Linked DNA regions of Homo sapiens: region 1 is linked to region 2. Evidence: read pairs that join two places in POLR2A ChIA-PET (ENCODE). Cell type or tissue: Caco-2. All regions are shown on one strand. Links, peaks and the distances in the headings refer to the core of each region. The heading gives the core; the rest is flanking DNA.

Region 1 (5,385 bases), core at 207-5,206, 270 kb after region 2:
TCACGCCTGTAATCCCAGCACTTTGGGAGGCCGAGGTGGGCAGATCACTTCAGGTCAGGAGTTCGAGACTAGCCTGTCCAATATGGTGAAACCCCGTCTCTACTAAAAATGCAAAAATTAGTCAAAAGTTAGCCAGGTATGGAGGCAGGCACCCGTAAGCCCAGCTACTCGGGAGGCTGAGGCACAAGAATCCCTTGAGCCCAGGAGGCAGAGGTTGCAGTGAGCCGAGATTATGCTGTACTGCACTCCAGCCTGGGCAACAGAGCAAGACTGTGTCTCAAAAATATAAAAATAAAAACAGTATTTCCAGAGGACATACACCACATACTGTGGCATATTTTATTTTCCAAAGATGGTAGCTATAATCTCTCTTATCCCCCATGCTCTTCTTACAACATAATTTTGACACTTCTCCCCCTTGGAAGTAGAGTGCCCTTAAATCTGGAAAGGTTTATGGCATGGATGAAGTGACACTAAGGATATGCCACAATTTGTTTATTTATTCACTTTTTTTTAGATGGGGTCTTGCTCTGTCACCTAGGCTGGAGTGCAATGGCATGACCATGGCTCACTGCAGCCTGAAACTTCTGGGCTCAAGCAGTCCACCCACCTCAGCCTCCCAAGTAGCTGGGACTATAGGTGCATGCCACCATGCCTGGCTAATTTTTTTTATTTTTTGTAGAGACGATGTCTCATTCTGTTGACCAGGCTGGTCTCACATTCCTGGTCTCAACCAATCATCCCCCCCTTGGCCTCCCACCTCCCAAAGTGCTGGGCATGACCCACTGCACCTAACCTATTTATTTCCTTTTTGATGACACTTAGGTGTTTCCAGTTTGGGGCTATTACAGATAAAGTTGCTGTGAATATTTATGTATGAGTCATCGTAGAGACATATACTTTCTTTAGGAGTGAATGGTTGGGTCATATGGTAGGTATATGGTTTAACTTTTGGGAACTGCCAAATTACTTTTGCAAAGTGGTGGTACCATTTTACATTCCTATGAAAAGTATGTGAGAGTTTCATTTCCTCCACATCTTCACCATCACTTAGTATGCTCAGTCTTCTTTTTTTGTTGTTTTTTTTTTTGGGATGGAGTCTCATTCTGTTGCCCAGGCTGGAGTGCAGTGGTACAATCTCGGCTCACTGCAACCTCCGCCTCCTGGGGTCAAGCAATTCTCTTGCTTCCTGAATAGCTGGGACTACAGGCAGGTGCCACCATGCCCAGCTAATCTTTGTATTTTTAGTAGAGATGGGGTTTTGCCATGTTGGCCAGGCTGGTCCTGGTCTCAAACTCCTGACCACAAGGGATCCACCTGCCTCAGGCCCCCAAAGTGCTGGGATTACTGGCGTGAGTCACCGCACCCGGCCTCAGTCGTCTTAATTTGGCCATTCTAATACATATAGAGTGGTATCTCATTGTGGTTTTCATTTCTATTTCCCTAATGACTAACGGATAATGATGTTAAGCATCTTTCCATGTGCTTATTCATCTTTTATGTATCTTCTTCAGTAAAATGTAGATTCTAATCTTTTTGCCAAGTTTTAATAGGGTCATTTTCTTGTTGAGTTTTGAGAATTCTTTGTATTTTCTAGATACAAGTCCTATATCAGAAATATATGTTGCAAATATCTTCTCTTAATCTGTAGCTTGTCTTTTCCTTCTCTATTAGAGCAGAAGTTTTACATTTTGCTGAGTTTATGAGTTTGGGTTTTGGATTTTTTTAATAGACCAATGTTTTTGGTGTTGTAAGAAATCATTACTCAAAAAAAGGTCACAAAAAGTTTTCATCTATAAGATTCATAATTTTAGCTCTTGCATTTAAGTCTTTCACCCATCTTGAGTTAATTGTTGCATATGGAACAGAACATGGCTAGAAGGGGTCTTTCTGCATATGTATTTCCAGTTGTTCCAACAACATTTGTTGAAAAGAGGGTCCTTTTTCCACTGCATTTCTTTTCATATTTGTAACAAATCAGTATGCATTATCAATATGTGTGGCTTTATATCTATATTCTGTCCCATTGATCTATTTTTATTTTACACACCTACCACAGTCTTGATTACTATAGCTGTATAAGTTTTGAGGTGGAACCCTCATGAATGGGATTAGTGCCCTATAAAAGAGGTCCCAGGGAGATCCCTGCTCCTTCTGCCATGTGAGGTTACAGTAAGACAGCCATCTATGAGGAAGCAGGCCCTCACCAGACCCGGAATCAGCTGATGCCTTGATCCTGGCCTCTCTAGCCTCAGACAGAGAAATAAATTTATGCTGTTTATAAGCTACCAGTTTGTGGTATTTTGTTATAGCAGTCCATCCAAACTAAGACTTACTCCAACTCTGGTTTGTTTTCAAAGTTGTTTTGGCTATTCTAGGTCCTTTGCATTTCATATGAATTTTTACAATCAGCTTATAAATTTCTACCTTAAAAAAAAAAAAAAAAAAAAAAAGACCTGCTGGGATCTTGACAGAGATCGCATTAAATCTATAGGTCAATTCAGGGATAACTGACATGTTAACTATATTGAGTCTTCTGACTCATGAACAAGATATATCACTCAATTTATTTAGGTCTTCTTTAATTTCTCTAAGCAATGTTTTATAGTCTTTCAGTGTACAGGTCCTGCATATCTTTAAAATTTTTTTATTTCTAATTATTTTTGTTGTTGTTTTGAGATGGAGCCTCACTCTGTCACCAAGGCCGGAGGGCACTGGCACAACCTCAGCTCACTGCAGCCTCTGCCTTCCAGGTTCAAGCGATTCTCCTGCCTCAGCCTCCCGAGTAGCTGTGATTACAGATGCCCACCACCACACCAGGCTAATCTTTGCATTTTTAGTAGAGACAGGTTTTCTCCATGTTAGCCAGGCTGGTCTCAAACTCCTGGCCTCAAGTGATCCACCCACCTCGGCCTCCCAAAGTGCTGGGATTACAGGTGTGAGCCACCATGCCCAGCCTATTTCTAATTATTTGTTGCCTATTGACTTTTTAATTCTTTTAATTTTTATCGTTTAATTATCTTTTAATTTTATCGTTTACAGTTCTTTATGGTTTTGTCCGTTTTTATTGTTTAAAAGCATCCCATATTTATTTCACTCATGTAAAATCATCTCTTCGAAGAAGGTAAACGTTTTTGCTTTTTAATTTTTTCCTGCTCCCTGCATAGTCTGTTTTCTCTAGGTTTCTGTCTTTCATGTTAAAGGATTAATTTTTAGCAGTCTATTCATAATTAAGAAGGACACACTAAAAAGCCAATTAGCAGCTCTGCATGCACGGGCAAGGAGGGTTCAGTAGTAGCTATCACTGTAACTGCCCACTTAACAAGAAACCCTTAAAATGTCAGAATCTGTAGTATTTTTGCCTTTGGCTAGACAGCTTCTCCAGAGAAAAATCCTCCAATCTGCTTAATGAGCTATAAGCTGATTGCCAGAATTCTGGGAGCCTAGTTGGAAGGAGGGAGCAAGAAGAATGAGGGTGGGCAGTCTCAGTCTTCCATATGTAGATTTGCACTTCATTTTCATTTTCAGAACGGTGCCTCAGCGCTCATTCTCTCTGCCTTTGTTTCTGAATTTGATGCTTCTCTACTTGAATTTCTCAAGAAAATAAGCTTCCTTTCTTGTTCGGAGGTAAGGGAGAGGTAGCCATCTGGCAGGGTCAGATATGGAAAGGAATCTGTGGTTTTAAGTCTTCCTTATGTTCTTTCAACAAGACTCTGTTATGAGCCCCTCTCACCTCCAGCTAGTTAACGCGACTGAAAGGTTCCGATTCCTGAACCTTTCAGAGTAAACTTTGTAAACTGGCATGCCTACTGGCATTTTCTCTGCAGGCTACTTTCCATTTTTCATTGGCTTCACATTTTTCAGTTTGTTGACATCACTAATTTGCTGGTTTCTTCTATCTTAGTTGGATTTAAAGCATGCTTATTTTTTGCACAAGTGTGCAATCCACAACATTTATCTAGAGGTCAAAATAGTTTTGAATTACCAAGTAATAACCCAAAGTAGCAGTCCTGACCCTTCGTGCCATCCAGTGTGGCTGCAGAGTTCTTACGTCTAAGGAAGGGAGGGAGGCTGAAAGGTGGGGCCTGGTTCACTCAAATTAGTAATTTTAAAACATTGTCGTTTGTAAAGATATACAAGAAAGTGTAGATGACTGTTTTCTTTTTTAAGAGACAGTGTCTTGCTTCGTCACCCAGGCTGGAATGCAGTGACATGATCACTGTAACCTCAACTGCCTGACTTCAAGTGATCCTTCCACCTTAGCCTCCCAAGTAGCTGGGACTATAGGCATGCACCATCATGCTGAAGTGAGAAGTGCTTGAAGCCAGGAGTTCAAGACCAGTCTGGACAGCATAGGGAGATCTGATGTTTTTAAATTTTTTTTTTTTTGTAGAGATAGGCTCTCCCTGTGTTGTCCGGACTGGTCTTGAATTCCTGGCCTCAAGCGATTCTCACGTCAGCATCCCCAAGTGCTGGAATTACAGGCATTAGCCACCTCGCTCAGCCAATTTCTATAATCCTCCTATAATGGCAAACCAATATAAAAGTAAAAATTAAAAACTGCAACATCAGACAGAATTGCCCTTATATAAAAAGAATGAAAAAGTAATTACAAATCAATAAAAAGATGAGCACCCAATAGAAAAATAAAGATGGCTAAAATATGTGAAAATAACATTTTTCACCTATAAGGTTAATAAAATTTAATAGGCCATTTCTTGAATTGAGGGGTGCAATTTGGCAATTCTGTCAAAATGTGAAATGTGATTACTCTTTTCGACTGAGAAACTCCAGTTCAGGAAGTATCATGAGCACATAAATGGGTGCTTGAAAAGCTATATGATGGGTAAGCATAGGCAGAGAGTAACAACAAAAAAAAGAAAACTACAGAAAAATAAAACTAAGAAAAGCTGTATGGCAAAAACCCATCAGCATGGGATTGATGAAGTAAGTTACCATTCCATCTCACAGTGGGATACTCTGCAGCAATGAAAAAATGATAGTGGGGAGGTGATTTTCCTTTTGTTTAAATCTTTTTGACTGAATCTTTTCTAATAAGCATGTCTTACTTTTACAATCAGAAAAAGCAAGATTGCCATTTCATTTTATTCACTTAGAAGCAATTTTGAATAGTAGTTGAGAGTATGACCTTGGGAACAAAATTGCCTGGGTTCAAGTCTGAGCACCACCTCCTTGTTAAACCTTCAACAAACTGCTTGATGTCTTTGCTCCTGTTTGCCTGTCATTAAAAGGAATATAATAACAACCTCATGAGGTTGCGGTAAGAATTAAATAAATTAATATACAAGATATTAATACTTGGAACCTACCTGGCTCAAAAAAGGCAGTTGATATGTATTAGCTACTATTATTTCATTTTGGAAA
Region 2 (5,385 bases), core at 307-5,306:
ACGTAAATTTTCTAAATGTGACTGTCAAGCAATAACTTTTTGAGAGCTTAGAATCTGAAAGCCATAAGGTAAAAAACCATCCAATTGTCTCCAAGACGGCAGAACTTGCAGAGATCACGCAAAGTTCCCCGTGCCATCTCCCATCCCTTGCCTCAGGTGACCCCTGCAGCCGCCAGCCCTCCAGTGATTATCTCCATCTCTCTAGGATTAGTGAAGGCACAGATTGGAAGATAGGCATCATATTTAATTGGGGGTACATTTATTGAATATGAAAGAAGTCATGCGAGGGCCAAGATTTCAACATTTCATATACAGGCATACCCTGGAGATACGGTGGGTTTAATTCCAGACAACTGAAATAAAGCAAATACCACAATAAAGCGAGTCACACAAATTTTTTTGTTTCCTAATTCATATACAGTTATGTTTACATGATACTGTAGTCTATTAAGTGTGAAATAGCATTATGTCTAAAAAAATGGATTTACGTTAACTAACAAATACTTTATTGCTAAAAAGTGGTAACAATCATCTGCGCATTCGGTGAGTCTTTTTGCTGGTGGAGGGTCTTGCTTAATGTTGATGGCTGCTGACTGATCAGGGTGGTGGTTGCAGAAGGTTGAGGTGGCTGTGGCAATTTCTTAAAGACAGTGAAGTCTGTGGCATCAGTGGATTTTCCCTTTAATGAAGGATTTCTGTCACAGGTGATGCTATTTGATAACATTTACCCACAGCAAAACTACTTTCAAAATCGGAGTCAATCCTCTCAAATGCTGCCACTGCTTTAATCAACTAAGTGTATGTAATATTCTAAATCCTTTATTGTCATTTCAACAATGTTCACAGCCTCCCCACCAGGAATAGATTTCATCTCAAGGAACCGCTTTCTTTGTTTATCATCAAGAAGCAACTCCTCATCTGTTAAAGTTTTATAATGAGATTGCAGCAATTCAATTACTTCTTCAAGCTTCATTTCTCATTCTAGTTACCTTGCTATTTCCACATCTGCAGCTACTTCCACCACTGAAGTCTTGAACTCTTCAACGTCATCCAGGAGGACTGGAATCAACTTCTTCCAAATTCCTATTAATATTGATATACTGACCTCCTCCCATGAATCACGAATGTTCTTAATGGTATCTAGAATGATGAGTTCTTTCCAGAAGTTTTTCAATTTACTTTGCCCAGATCCATCAGAGGAATCATTATCTATGGCAGCTATACCTTACAAAGTATATTTCTTAAATGATAAGACTCGAAAGTCGAAATGACTCCTTGACCCATGGACTGCAGAATGGATGATGTGTTAGCAGACATGAAAACAATATTAATACATATTCTTATACAAGCCCATCAGAGCTCACAGGTGACCAGGTGCATTGCCAATGAGCAGTAATATTTTCAAAGGAATCTTTTTTCTGAGCAGTAATTCTCAAGAATGGGTTTAAAATATTGAGTAAATAATGCTGTAAACAGGGGTGCTGTCATCCAGGCTTTGTTGTTCCACTTACAGAAAACAGGCAGAATAGATTTAGCATAATTCTTAGGGGCCTTAGGATTTTTTTTTTTTTTTTAAGACAGAGTCTCACTCTGTCACACTGGAGTGCAATGGCACCATCTCGGCTCACTGCAACCTCCACCTCCCTGGTTCAAGCATTCTCCTGCCTCTGCCTGTAATCCCAAGTAGCTGGGATTACAGGCACCCACCACCACACGTGGCTAATTTTGTATTTTTAATAGAGACAGGGTTTCCCCACATTGGTCAGGCTGGTCTCGACCTCCTGACCTCAAGTGATCCACCCACCTCGGCCTCCCAAAGTGCTGGGATTACAGGCATGAGCCACTGCACCCGGCCAGGATTTTCATAATGGTAAATGAGCATTGGCTTCAACTTCAAGTTGCTGGCTGCATTAGACCCCAACGAGAAAGTCAGCCTGTCCTTTAAAGCTTTGAAACCAGGGATTCATTTCTCTCTAGCTATGAAAGTCCTAGATGGCATCTTCTTCCAATATAAGACTATCTCATCTACACTGAAAATCTGTCATTTAGTGTAGCCACCTTCATCAGTGATCTTTCCTAGATCTCTTGGATAACCTGTTGCCACTTCTACTTTAGCACTTACTGCATCACCTTGATTTTACGTTATGTAATAGAGATGGCTTCTTTCCTTAAATATCATCAACCAACTTCTGCTAGCTTCAAACTTTTCTTCTACAGCTTCTTCACCTCTTAGCTTTCACAGAATTGAAGAGAGTTGGGGCCTTGCTCTGGATTAGGCTTTGGCTTAAGAAAATGTTGTGACTGGTTTAATCTTCTATCGAGACTACTCAAACTTTCTTCGAATCAGCAGTAAGGCTGTTTTGCTTTCTTATCATTTGTATCTTCACTAGAGTAGCACTTTTTCTTTCCTTCAACAACTTTTTCCTTTGCATTCACAACTTGGCTAACTGGTGCAAGAGACCTACTTTTTGACATATCTTAGCTTTCAACATGCCTTCCTCACTAGGCTTAATCATGTGTAGCTTGTGATTTAAAGTGAGAGACATGTGACACTTCCTCTCACTTTGTGGGGAAAAGAAAGAGAGATCAGACTGTTACTGTGTCTATGTAGAAAGAAGTCGACCTAAGAGACTCCATTTTGTTCAGTACTAAGAAAAATTCTTCTGCCTTGAGATGCTGTTAATCTGTAACCCTACTCCCAACCCTGTGCTCACAGAAATATGTGCTGTGTCAACTCAAGGTTTAATGGATTAAGGGCTCTGCGGGATGTGCTTTGTTAAACAAATGCTTGAAGGCAGCATGCTTGTTAAAAGTCATCACCACTCCCTATTCTCAAGTACCCAGGGACACAATACACTGCAGAAGGCCGCAGGGACCTCTGCCTAGGAAAACCAGGTATTGTCCAAGGTTTCTCCCCGTGCGATAGTCTGAAATATGGCCTCATGAGAAGGGAAAGACCTGACCGTCCCCCAGCCCGACACCCGACACCCATAAAGGGTCTGTGCTGAGGAGGATTAGTAAAAGAGGAAGGCCTCTTTGCAGTTGAGATAAGGGGAAGGCATCTGTCTCCTGCTCATCCCTGGGCAATGGAATGTCTTGGTGTAAAACCCGATTGTATATTCCATCTACTGAGATACGAGAAAACCGCCTTAAGGCTGGAGGTGGGACATGCTGGCAGCAAAACTGCTCTTTAAGGCATTGAGATGTTTATGTATACGCACATCAAAAGCACAGCACTTTTTTCTTTACCTTGTTTATGATGCAGAGATATGTGTTCACATGTTTTCCTGCTGACCCTCTCTCCACTATTACCCTATTGTCCTGCGACATCCCCTTCTCCGAGAAACGCCCGATAATGATCAATAAATACTAAGGGAACTCACAGACTGGTGCTGGTGTGGGTCCTCCGTATGCTGAGCGCCGGTCCCCTCGACCCACTTTTCTTTCTCTATACTTTGTCTCTGTGTCTCTTTCTTTTCTCAAGTCTCTCGTCCACCTGACAAGAAGCACCCACAGGTGTGGAGGGGCAGGCCACCCCTTCATCACTTGAACACTTAGAGGTCATCGTAGAGTTATTAATTGGCCTAATTTCAATGTTGTTGTGTCTCAGGGAAAAGGGAAGCCTGAGGAGAGGGAGAGTGATGGGGGAAGGCCAGTGGTTGGAACATTCGGAACACACACAACATGTATCAATTAAGTTTGTCATCTTCTTTGGGCACAGTTTGTAGTGCCCCAATTACAATAGTAACATCAAATATCACTGACCAGAGATGATCATAACTGATATAATAATAAAGAAGATGTTTGAAATACTGCAAGAATTACCAAAATGAAACAGAGGCACAGACTGAGCACATGTTGTTGGAAGCATGATACCAATAGACTTGCTTGAGGCGGGGTTGCCACAAATTTTCCATTTTAAAAAAAAGCGTGATATATGCAAAGAACAATAAAGCAAGGCACAATGAGATGAGGGTTGCCTGGCCCTATCTATGCACCTTCGTTGGAGCAGCCTAGGCTTACCTGAGGAGTCAACACAATTTGCATGTGTGGGGCAATACTAAAGGGAATATAGGTAAGTAGCAACGGATGTGACATAGACAATGGCTAGAGGACTCCACACAAGGGAAATATCAAATGGGCCTGACCTCTCAGGCATGAAGAAGCTGAGCCTTGGGAGACATAGATATGAATCACCTACACAGAACGTGAGCATTTCACACTGGGGGAAGTGAATGAGTAGAGACAGATGGAGCACTGAGCATGCCCTGAGATGCTCTGGAGAGAGAAGCAGCTTTTCTTCTGTTTGATAAAGTTGATCCCACCTTGCTTTTTTTTTTCTTTTTTTTTTGAGACAGGGCCTCTCTCTGTCGCCCAGGCTGGGGTGCAGTGGCCAGGTTGGTTTCAAACTCTTGGCCTCAAGTGATCCGCCCACCTCGGCCTCCCAAAGTGCTGGGAATCCAGGCAGGAGGCACCGCACCCAGCCCCACCTTGCTTAAAGACTCTGTAATAGCTACCTTAATGATATGCTAATTTTCCTCATGTCATTTCTACTGGACCTAAACCTATAATTATATCCATTTATCCCATGAGGCCAATTACAAAGTCGAACCCTAGAGAAAACACATACCAAAACCAAAAAAAAAAAAAAGCTTTTCAAATTTTGCTTATTTACTCAGAAAACCTGAGTAATACTATTCGTGAGAATGGATTCTGTGGATGATAGATCATGCTAGATTGGGCTACATTGTAACAAGAATTCACTTTAGAGATTCCAAAGTTAAATGATTAGGCAAACTAGGAGAGGTTCTAATGGTTTGCCCTAGGACATAATTCTAATTATGTCCTAAAATCTGGACTCAATAGTGACCTACACTAAATAAAGTTGAGATGTCAGGAATTCCTGAGTACAATGTAAAAGACTGTCTCCCCAGCCACTCCAGTGCCTGCTTGATAGCTTCAGGAACCCCGTCATCATGGAAGGAGGAATGAAGGGGACACTTGGGCTCAGCAAACAGACTTCACACCGAAGCTAATCTGCCTACGACCATGGCTGAGAGCCCAATCTGTCAACTCTGAGCTTCCAGTACGGTACAGGAACCCAAGGAGATTAGTTTGGCATCTGGTTAGAAGGTTACAAAGAGCCGGGCGCGGTGGCTCACACCTGTAATCCCAGCACTTTGGGAGGCCAAGGCAAGCGGATCACCTGAGGTCAGGAGATCGAGACCATCCTGGCCTATGAACATAGTGAAACCCCATCTCTACTAAAAATACAAAAATTAGCTGGCTGTGGTGGTGTGCGCCTGTAATCCCAGCTACTCAGGAGGCTGAGGCAGGAGAATTGCTTGAAACTGGGAGGCGGAGATTGCAGTGAGCTGAGATCAC

What was found. ChIA-PET counts read pairs that join two places held together with the same protein. Peaks named below come from ENCODE experiments on the same cell type or tissue, not always from the same donor. Only the 100,000 strongest peaks of a DNase experiment are listed, where the experiment ranks them.
Region 1: POLR2A ChIA-PET joins it to region 2 with 9 read pairs; 3 of 35 experiments call an interaction of 5 or more read pairs at or near these places.

Annotation. Positions count from the first base shown.
Region 1 is chr2:38,545,819-38,551,203 of GRCh38, forward strand. No RefSeq gene overlaps it. Among named protein-coding and RNA genes, the nearest start is that of LINC02613, 33 kb to the left of the region's middle. In Caco-2, for the core only: no CTCF peak of the experiment used is centred there; no DNase peak of the experiment used is centred there.
Region 2 is chr2:38,275,219-38,280,603 of GRCh38, forward strand. No RefSeq gene overlaps it. Among named protein-coding and RNA genes, the nearest start is that of ATL2, 99 kb to the right of the region's middle. RefSeq lists enhancers at 1,833-2,816, 2,817-3,800. In Caco-2, for the core only: no CTCF peak of the experiment used is centred there; a DNase peak (open chromatin) is centred at 2,843; H3K4me3 peaks cover 283 bases.